Linked DNA regions of Homo sapiens: region 2 is linked to region 1. Evidence: read pairs that join two places in POLR2A ChIA-PET (ENCODE). Cell type or tissue: PC-9. All regions are shown on one strand. Each heading gives the region's core, and the rest is flanking DNA. Links, peaks and the distances in the headings are about the cores only. Region 1 overlaps MYH16 (myosin heavy chain 16). Region 2 overlaps SMURF1 (SMAD specific E3 ubiquitin protein ligase 1).

The links. ChIA-PET counts read pairs that join two places held together with the same protein. Peaks named below come from ENCODE experiments on the same cell type or tissue, not always from the same donor. Only the 100,000 strongest peaks of a DNase experiment are listed, where the experiment ranks them.
Region 2: POLR2A ChIA-PET joins it to region 1 with 18 read pairs; 5 of 35 experiments call an interaction of 5 or more read pairs at or near these places.

What each region holds. Positions count from the first base shown.
Region 1 is chr7:99,307,869-99,313,247 of GRCh38, forward strand. It overlaps MYH16 (myosin heavy chain 16), which reads left to right. Exons shown (of 24, transcript NM_001431356.1): 24 at 2,871-3,256. The region is part of intron 2 of LOC105375421 (a long non-coding RNA gene); the gene reads right to left. Among named protein-coding and RNA genes, the nearest start is that of ARPC1A, 15 kb to the right of the region's middle. In PC-9, for the core only: a CTCF peak has its summit at 5,235 (motif pointing left); DNase peaks (open chromatin) are centred at 843 and 5,193; H3K27ac peaks cover 289 bases.
Region 2 is chr7:99,070,481-99,075,859 of GRCh38, forward strand. The region is part of intron 1 of SMURF1 (SMAD specific E3 ubiquitin protein ligase 1); the gene reads right to left. Among named protein-coding and RNA genes, the nearest start is that of SMURF1, 71 kb to the right of the region's middle. In PC-9, for the core only: no CTCF peak of the experiment used is centred there; a DNase peak (open chromatin) is centred at 2,531; H3K27ac peaks cover 2,060 bases.

The DNA of each region.
Region 1 (5,379 bases), core at 284-5,283:
CCATGCCCAGCTAATTTTTGTATTTTTAGTAGAGACGGGGTTTCACCATGTTGGCCAGGATGGTCTCAGTCTCTTGACCTTGTGATCCACCTGCCTCAGCCTCCCAAAGTGCTGGGATTACAGGCATGAGCCACCATGCCTGACCCAAATACCAGTTTTAATATGCCATAATTCTAGATTGAGGATGGGGCTTTAATGTGTGTCCACCATAGGCATCCTCATACTTTGCCTCAAAATTAAAGATACCTGAAACCCCAACTCTACTAAAAATACAAAATTAGCCAGGCGTGATGGCACACGCCTGTAATCCCAGCTGCTCGGGAGGCTGAGGCACTAGAATTGCTTGAACCCAGGAGGCACGAGTTGCAGTGAGCCAAGATCACGCCACTGCACTCCAGCCTGGGTGACAGAGCGAGGCTCTGTCTAAAAAAAAAAAAAAAAAAAAAAAAAAACCAGAACTGAACAAATGCAGGCTTGATCCCCGGGGAGTAGCCACTATTCCTAGGAGAGGAACAATCAGAACCCATCATCCCTGGGAGTAGATCTAAAAGGAGAGATTAGATGGGGCTCAGCTCTGCCTTCCTGGTTCCTTATTCCAAAAACAAGATCAATCACTCCTTTTCCCATGGACAGAAGCAAAAGGAAAATGAGGGGTAAGGCACAGAATGTGATTCTGGAGGAGTGGATCCCAAAACATGGTCCCGGGACCAGCAGCATCAGTGTCACCTACGACATTCTTAGAAGTGCCTATTCTTAGGCCTGGCTCCAGACCTATGCATCAGCAGCTCTGGGGGTGGGCCCAGCATCTGTGATTTAGCAAGCCCTCCAGGTGACTCAGATGTGTGACTGAGTTTGAGAACCACCCAGATACATGGAGCCAGGGTGTGGAGGTTTCTCCTTTAACAAGAGCCAAGTGCTAAGAAAGAAAAGGCAACTGAAAGGGCTGGGCGCAGTGTCTCACGCCTCTAATCCCAACACTTTGGGAGGCCAAGGTGGGAGGATCACTTGAGGCCAGAAGTTCGAGACCAGCCTGGGCAACATAGCAAGACCCTATCTCTACAAAAAAATGTAAAAAATGAGCGTGGTGGTGGCTAAGTGCATGGAAAATGCTTTTCACTCTCTTTTCTACCCTACAAGGTAGGTATAAATATCCCCGTTTGTCAGGTGAGGAAAATGAGCTTGGAGAAGTTTGGTGACTTGCTCATGGTCACACACACCCTGTGCTATGAAAAGGCAAGTTATCTTTTATTTGAAGTTACTGTGGAGATTGATATGGTTGCCCTCTATGTGGGATTAATCAGGGCAGCAAAAAATCAAAGACTGGTTCGCTTTGGGAGGTGGGGTGGGGCTGAACCCTAAGCACCGACCTCCGTGGCTTCTGGGAATTATATCTGGCCTCACTGAATCAACAGCTTGTTGAATCAGCCCCTAGTGAGGAGGGTAAGTTTCCCTGCTCAGTTACGATTCGCTATCTTTCAGTAATGGTGGTCAGTTTGGGTTTTGGCCAAAAGCGATAACCCCATTGAACTTTGATGTGAAGCTGAGCTTTATCTGACCGTTTGCTTAGGGAGGAGATAAAATATGGGGCACAGAATCTTTTTCTGAATTCTCTAACCCTGAAATAATGGTTAGGTCAGGAAGTTAAGGAAATCAGAAGCTTGTCTCTGCATTAATGTGTTTTACCTTTCAGGCAAAAACCTGAAAGGGATCCCTCCCAGTGAGCTCTGACCTAGGTGGGAACTACTCATGAGGCTTCCTGTACACCCAGACTCAGAAGGCAGTTCAGCTCCTTCCACTAGGAGTCTTAGGCTCCAGGATTAGACATCCTTTAAAGCAGGTCCCCTGCCCTGGTTTGGCTGGACCTGGTACAATTGCTCTGTCACAGCAAGGATCTACTTCCATGCCATCAGGCTGCTATCCTGCCACCGGCACCCAGAGGTGATGAGGCTGTGCCTCTGGGGTCTACTCTCCATGTCCTGATCCATCCATTTTGTTTTTATTTAATAAGCCAGGCATGATGGCAGGTCCTTGTAATCCCAGCTACTCAGGAGGTTGAGGCAGGAGAATTGCTTGAACCTGTGAGGCAGAGGTTGCAGTGAGCCGAGATTGTGCCACTCCAGCCTGGGCAACAAGAGTGAGAGTCCGTCTCCAGAAAAATAAAAAAATAAAAAAAAACTGAAAAGAAAAAAATTAAAAACATAAATATAAAATATTTTAACAGAAATTTAAGAGAATAAATAAAACCGATCCTTCACCAGGCAGAGGAGAGAAGGGAATTCCAGACAGAAGGCCCAACACACACAAAAGTGCAAAGGTGGGATGTGCACAAGGGCACAGGCTGGCTGGAGTAGATGGGCTCAGAGAGCTGCAGCGCGGTGGGGGATGAAGCTAGCAGGGTAGGGTAGGCAGGGGTGAGGCTGTGAATGGCTCTACTGGGTGCAAGTATTCCATAAACTCCATAAGGAAACCTTACTAATTTTAAAAATCCATTTGTGGGATGAGACATGAAGTAGCTTTTCTTTCTTTGGAAGATGGTCACATCACAATAGCAAAACCCCTTGTGACACATCACAGGCAGGCTCTCAGGGAGAGCTCTGTATCCCAGGGCACTGCACTCTGAGCCCACTCAATGACTTGTATGGGCACATTATGCCCAAAGGTGTCTCTAAACCCTCAAAACCTCATGCAGAACAAGCTAGGTATAACTCAACAGTATCCATTACTAGGAAGGAAGCCTTTGCAGAAGCTTCCTAGGCATCCCAGGGAGCTGTCTTTCCAGCAAGACAGGAGCAAAGATGTCAGAGCTCCCAGCTCTGACCCACATGGACTTGCTCACCTTGCTCACCATCTCTCTTTCTCTCTCTTTCCAGGGTAATACAGATCTCAACTGCAGTCCATTCAGAGGGAGAAAATATGAAAATGGAAAACTGGGTCTGTCCTGAGAATGTTTACTATGCAAAAGAAAGTGCAAGCCAGGAAGAGACAGGTGGTGAAGAATAAAGAGCGCTATGGTGGAAAATGAGCTTGAGAATGTAAAACCCGCCATTAGAGGAATGAAAATGAGTGGGGCTTCTCTGGAACGGCAGTAAGCATTTGGATGACAGTAATGATGGATCTGTTTCAGTTGAGTTCCTACATGGTCATGTCAAGGACGGAATATGTAATGTCTGTGACCCGGCTGTTCTCTACAAAGAATTCCTCATGTTGACAATGTTAATGTCCCAATATAGCTTAAATAAAAGAAACATTAAAAAAATAGACCAACTGGAGCTTCTTTGCTTTCTTAGAGTCTTGCTCTGCGGCTCGGGCTGGAGTGCAGTGGCACAATCATGGCTCACTGCAGCCTTGAACTCCTGGGTACAGGCAATCTTCCTGCCTCTGCCTCCAGTACAGTACAGTAGCAGTACCGACGTGCAGCTATGCCAGGCTTTTATTTTTCTAGAGATGGGTTCTCACTATGTTGCCCTGACAGGTCTTGAATTCTTAGGCTCAAGCAATCCTCCCACCTCAGCATCCCAAAGTGTTGGGATTACAGGCATGAGCCACTACACTAGACTTAGAGCTTGTTTTTAAATGGAGAAATTTTCTTTTCCTAAGACTTATCCAAAGGCAATTTTTACCACTGCCATATAAAAAAATTTTGTTGCATCCCTATATACTAATTCACAGGCTTGCTTCTACTGGAAACCATGAAAACAATACAGTCTTGGTGAAGTTCTTTCCAAATTTTGAAAGTCTGTATCAGAGAAATGAAAACAAACTAGGTTTCTTAAAGCCAAGAAAGTTACGGAATCTCCGGAGCAGGTCAAGTCCATCCAAGCTAATGCTCCACATGGCCCCTGCACGTTCCACCTCATCTCCCAGGATGTCCAGACACCAGTGGGTCAGCTCCGTGAGGGCAGGCAGTTAGCTGTTTTGTTCACTACTATATCCTCAGCAACTAGAGACTACCAGGGCTGAAGTGTGCACATAGTAAACACATATAGAGTAAATGAAAGAATGAGCTGCCTCCCAGGGTAGTGTCCTTCCTGACATTGCCAGAAAGTTCTTCCTTCAATCCAGATGAGACCTGCCCCCCGGTGGCATCTGCATGCTGACCTGCTATTTCTTTCTTTTTTTAATTTTTTTGAGACAGTCTCACTCTGTCACCCAGGCTGGAGTGCAATGGCGCGATCTCGGCTCACTGCAACCTCCGCCTCCCGGGTTCAAGCGGTTCTCCTGCCTCAGCCCCCCAAGTAGCTGGGATTACAGGCATGCACCACCATGCCTGGCTAATTTTTGTATTTTTAGTAGAAACGGGGTTTCACCATGTTGGCCAGGCTGAACTCAAACTCCCGACCTCAGGTGATTCCCCCACCTCAGCCACCCAAAGTGCTGGGATTACAGGCATGAGCCACTGGCCCCGGCCGCTGACCTGGTGTTTCTACCCAAAGCCCTACAGAACAACCTTCATGGAAATCAGTTCTCAAAATAGGTCCCTACAATTTTTCTCTTCTTTAGGCTGAACATTCCTGAGTCTGTCAACCCTCCCTCCCGTGGCAGGGTTTCCGTTGTGATCTTCTAATACTCCTCGACCCTTTCCTTTCCTTGCCCTCCTAGTCTTTGGAGAGCTGTGGTGGGGGCAGCGCCATGAGGGAGGGCTCCCTGCCAGTTCCCAGCCCTCAGAACACACTGGCTCTCTGGGAATGGCGTGTCTTCCAGCATTCTGACCTCTCTCCAATCTGTTGGCAGGCAGAAATCACTGTCTGGGGTGGTGGAGAGAGGAACACTACTTCTTTGGTGGGTCCCTCTCCACCTTCACAAAAGGGCACATCACCCCTGTGATAGTTCTGAACTTGGCACTCTCGGCTGGGCAAGGTGGTTCATTCCTGTGATTCCAGAACTTTGGGGGGCCGAGGCAGGAGGATCACTTGAGGCCAGGAATTCAAGACCAACCTGGGCAACATATTGAGACCCTGTCTCTACAAAAAATGTAAAAATTAGCCAACCATGGTGGTGCACGCCTGTAGTCCCGGTTACTTGGGAGCCTGAAGGAGGATCACTTGAGCCCGGGAGGTCGAGGCTGCAGTGAGCTCTGATGGCATCACTGCACTCCAGCCTAGGTGACAAAGCGAGACCCTATCTCAAAAAAATAAACAACTGGGCGTTCTCTAGTCGGAGCCCTGGAGGGAACTTTGGTTCCTTCTATGCAATTGGACCAAATGTGATAACACTGCCCTCTGGTGGCAGGGTCTCTAACTGCTGCGTGTGGATTTCCCGGGAGACACCAAATCACAGAATCTTAGAATTGTGTATTACAAAATTCTAGGGCTGGAAGGGGCATTTAAAGGGCATCTAGACCAATTCTGAAGCAGCTGGGGATTCCCCCCCATAATATCC
Region 2 (5,379 bases), core at 301-5,300, 240 kb before region 1:
GAGCCTGAAATTAAACCCTTTCTTTATTTGCATTCTTCTTAATGCCTAGCTCCACTGAAGCAAGTACTGTGTCTTTTATTCTTAACCACTGTCTCCCCAGAGGCTGAAACAGTGCCTGGCACATGCAGTTGACTTTAAACATATTTGTTAAATGGTATTAGGTAATGACTTTTTTTTTTTTAACTGTGTAGTTAACCCACTAGAATGTAAGCATCAAGAAGGCAGACGCTGCCTTCTCAACCATTACATTCCTAGCACGGAAGCACAGGGCCTGGCAGAAATTAGCGCTTGATCAATGTTTGTTGAAATCAATGGATAACTGCCTGCTTGAATGAATGTATGAAAACAACTGTTTTGCAAGCGCCACAATGTGATGTGTCTGACTCCTATGCCATGTTCACAAGGAGTCGAGAGCCTGGAAGCTTTGCACACTACTGCCTGGAAGATCTGATTCTTTGGAAATAAAATATATATATATATTCTGCAGGTTCAAAGCAGAAGTATTATTATAATGAGGGAGAAATAAAGTAATAAAGTACATGTCAAAAAACAAGTACTAAAGTCCAGAGGGCATTTGGAACTTTTTTTTTTTTTTTTGAGATGGAGTCTTGCTCTGTTGCCCAGGCTGGAGTGCAGTGGCACGATCTCAGCTCGTTGCAAACTCCACCTCCCAGGTTCAAGCGATCCTCCTGCCTCAGCCCCCCTAGTAGCTGGGATTACAGGCATGTGCCACCATGCCCGGCTAATTTTTGTATTTTTAGTAGAGACGAGGTTTCGCCATGTTGGCCAGGCTGGTCTCGAACTCCTGACCTCAGGTGATCCACCCGCCTCGGCCTCACAAAGTGCTGGGATTACAGGCGTGAGCCACCGCGCCCGGCCAAAAACGGGACACGGAACTTTTTATTTGAACAAAGCTCTCATGAAGGAACCGTCATTTTTACATCTTAAGGAATGATCTTCAAGGATTTGTTACACCATCACATTCCAAGAAAACCGGTAACTGGGGATCACTCTCTATTTTTTAACATTAAAATGTTATTTTTCCCAACACCCTCACAGAATCTGCAGCCCCTGAAGTAGGAGCTCTTCCTGGATGGAGAAAGAAGACAGGTCGCACACAGGAAGCAATTGCCAAAGCTATTGTTTTCTTTCGTTTGGTTTTTTCTTAAGTATTATAGGCTAACACCTTTGCTTTGGAAGGTAAGAAAAGTGTCTCATTAAAGTCTATCTATATAGGACAATTTCTATCTCCAGATAATGTTTCTGTCTTAAATAAACCCAGTGGAATGTTTTACAGCGGAACAAGGGCAAGGCCAGACTCAGCGGCTCATGCCTGTAATCCCAGCACTTTGGGAGGCTGAGGCAGGAAGATTCCTTGAGCCCAGGAGTTGGAGACCACCCCTGAGCAACGTAACAAGACACTGTATCTTAAAAAAAAAAAAATAGAAATTAGCCAGTTCAGTGGTTTGCACTACTCAGCACCAGCTACTCAGGAGGCTGAGGGAGGAGAACTGCTTGAACCCAAGAGTTCAAGGCTGCGGTAAGCTATGACTGCACCACCGCACTCCAGCCTGGGCAACAGAGTGAGATGCCGTCTCTTTAAAAGAATAAATAAATAAGAAGAAGAAAGGAAAAAAAAAAGTAATCATAAGTAATAGCAAGAGAAAGCAATGTCAGTATTTTCTCTCTCTGTGTTCTACCAAATGAGGCAGTATTATTATTTTATAGAGATAGGATTTTGCTATGTTGCCCAGGCTGGTCTCAAACTCTTGGTCTCAGCAATCCTTCTGCCTCAGCCTCCCGGAGTGCTGGAATTCCAGGTGTGAGTCAACATTTCCAACCGAGGCAGTATTAATTTGACACATAGAAAGATCAACAGAAAATCCAAAGGCGGCCAGGCGTGGTGGCTCACCAGCACTTTGGGAGGCCAAGGCAGGTGGATCACCTGAGGTCAGGAGTTTGAGACCAGCCTGACCAACGCAGTGAAACCCTACCACTACTAAAAATACAAAATTAGCCAGGCGTGGTGGCGCAAGCCTATAATCCCAGCTACTGGGGAGGTTGAGGCAGAAGAATCACTTGAACCTGGGGGACGAAGGCTGCAGTGAGCCAAGATTCTGCCATTGGACTCCAGCCTGGAGACAGAGCAAAATTCTATGTCAAAAAAAGAAAAGAAAAGAAAATCCGAAGGTGAGGATGAAGTTTAGCAAGGTAATACACTGCAAAAACCCCACACGTGGCTATGAAAACCCCAGGAAATACACACAATCTTCTAAAACAAAGTGCCTTATAATTTCTTTCCTATTTATCATTTTATAGTGCTACTTCCATAACACTGAAGTATTTAACGGTATTATTTTGCCTGGTTTTATCATAAAAGCCATTATAATTATTTGGCTAATCATTATTCACATCACAGTATAAATCAGGGTAAAATAATTATGCTCAACTTGATTGAGCATAGAAGGAAAATAGAAGCTCAGAGAGATTAAGCAACAGCTCGAGGTGACCTGGCAAAGTTAGTGACGGAGATAAGAACTGATCCATCTCCTCAATGAAAACCACAGCATTCACTGACTCACGCTACTTCATCAAGACAACTGAGCATTAGAATGAAAACATTTTGGTGGCTCATGCCTGTAATCCCAGCAGTCTGGGAGGCCGAGGCGGGTGGATCACAAGGTCAGGAGCTCGAGACCAGCCTGGCCAAAATGGTAAAACCCCGTCTCTACTAAAAATACAAAAAAAGTTAGCTGGGCCTGGTGTTGGGCACCTGTAATCCCAGCTACTCGGGAGACTGAGGCAGGAGAATTGCTTGAACCTGGGAGGCGTGGGTTGCAGTGAGTCCAGATCACGCAACTGCACTCCAGCCTGGGCAACGAGTGAGACTCCATCTCAAAAAAAAAAAAAAGAAAAAATTTGTCACAACATTAAACGTTTCCAGTCGATGTAGCTAACAATAGATTCATAAGATCATTTAAAACTTAAAAAAAAAAAAAATCAACCAGACACAGTGGCTCACGCCTGTAATCCCAGCACTTTGGGAGGCCAAGGCAGGTGGATCACATGAGGTCAGGAGTTCGAGACCAGCCTGGCCAACATGGTGAAACCCCGTCTCTACCAAAAATATAAAGAATTAGCTGGGTATGGTGGCATGCACCTATAATCCCAGCTACTTGGGAGGCTAAGGCAGGACAATCGCTTGAACCCAGGGGGCTGAGGTTGCACTGAGCCAAAATCATGCCACTGCACTCCAGCCTGGGTGACAGAGTGAGATTCCATCTCAAAAAAAAAAAAAAAATTGGTCATGACCCAGCAATTTCACCCTTAGGTATGTCCTCAATGCAAATGCACAGATACATGCTCACCATGTAGTAAAAGGATAATAAATAATAGTAGCACAGTTCCTAATAGTTCTTTTATTGATTGTACTGTTTGATTGTACTCAGTTTTGGAACTGAGAACCATTGAGATGTCCATCAACAATACAAACAATAAAAAAGTTGTGGTCATCACAAAATGGAATACTATACAGCAATGAGAATGGCAGATCCTAACAACACACACATTTATGAATGAATCTCACAAACATAATATTCAATGAAAGCCACAAGACAATACATTTCATACAATGCCACTTATATAAAGTACAAAAGCAGACAGAACTAATATATGCTGTTAAAGTTAGGCTAGTGATTATCCTTTAGCAGGATAAGGTAATGACCTGAAGGACGCATGAAGAAGGTGACTGGGGAACTGGCCATGCTCTATGTCCTGACCTGGATGCTAATTATATACATGTGTTCAGTTTGTGAGAATTCAGTGAGCTGTACACTCAGATATTTATAAATCAATCATAAACATCAATAGACAGAATAGAAAGTCCAAATATAGACCCATGTCAACTGATGTTCTTCAAAGATGCCAAGACAATTCGATGATGGGGGAAAAAAGATAGCCTTGTCTAGACTGGAAAATAAGAAATCCAGCCAGAATGAATGGGATATCATTATGAAAAAAGAATAATAATAAGTCTCAACCCTTACCTCACATCATACACAAAAATTGGCCTCAAACGGAGCAGAAACATAAAAATTAAATACAATAACGTAAAAACTAGATACCATTAGGAAAATGAAAGGGCAAGAGACAGACTGGGAGAAAATATTAACAACCCATATGACCAACAAAAGACCTGCATCTAGAATAAAGAACTCTACAACTCAATTTAAAAAAAAAACCCAATCCAATTAAAAAATTGATATTTGGCTGAGCACAGCAGCTCACAACTGTAATCCCAACACTGGGAAGCCAAGGTGGGAGGATGACTTGTGTCCAGGTGTTCAAGATCAGCCTGGGCAAAACAGTGAGACCCTATCTCTATAAAAATTTTTAAAATTAACTTTTAAATAGACACCTTACCAAAAAAGACATCACATGGCCAATAAGCACAGAAAAACATGCTCAGTATCAATAATCATTGGTACAATGCACAATGCACATGAAAACCACAGTAAGGTACCACCACATACCTACTAGAATTGCTAAAATTAAAAAGACTGACAATACTAAGTGCTAGCAAGGAGGTGGAAGTAGCAGTAGTAAGTAGTGTTTTCCTGACTCCTGGAGACATTCTAGCAAATTATTATTATTTTGAGACAGGGTCTACACTCTGTCACCCAGGCTGGAGTGCAGTGGCACAATCACAGCTCACTGCAGCCTCAACCTCCCAGGTTCAAGCGATCCTCCCACCTCAGCCTCCCCAAGTAGCTGGGACTACAGGCATGCGCCACCAAGCCTGGCTCATTTTGTTTAATTTTTTGTACAGCTGGAATCTCAGTCTGTTGCTCAGGCTGGGCTTGAACTCCTGGCCTCAAGTGATCTGCCTGCTTCAGCCTCCCAAAGTGCTGGGATTACAGGATTACAGGCCTCTAGCAAATTACTGAACCTGCAAAGGGAACCCCCGATTTATTTATTAGTCAGAAATATAGGTGACAACCTTTGATTTGCAACTCATGGATAAGGTAGGAGTAGTCTTGTGGGACTGAGCCCTTAACCTGTGGGGTCTTTGCTAATTCTGGGGAATTAAGCGTTGGGATTGAATCGAACTGTAGAATAGCCAGTTAGCATCAGAATTGGGATTGATGTGGGGAAAAAAAAAAAAAACCCACACATTAGGTGTCATCAGTGTCATGTGTAACAACAGCTCAGAGTATCACACACAGGTCAATTTTTGTGTATGATGTGAGGTAAGGGTTGAGACTTATTATTATTCTTTTTTCATAAGGATATCCCATTCATTCTGGCTGGATTTCCTATTTTCCAGTCTAGACAAGGCTATCTTTTTTTCCCCATCATCGAATTGTCTTGGCACCTTTG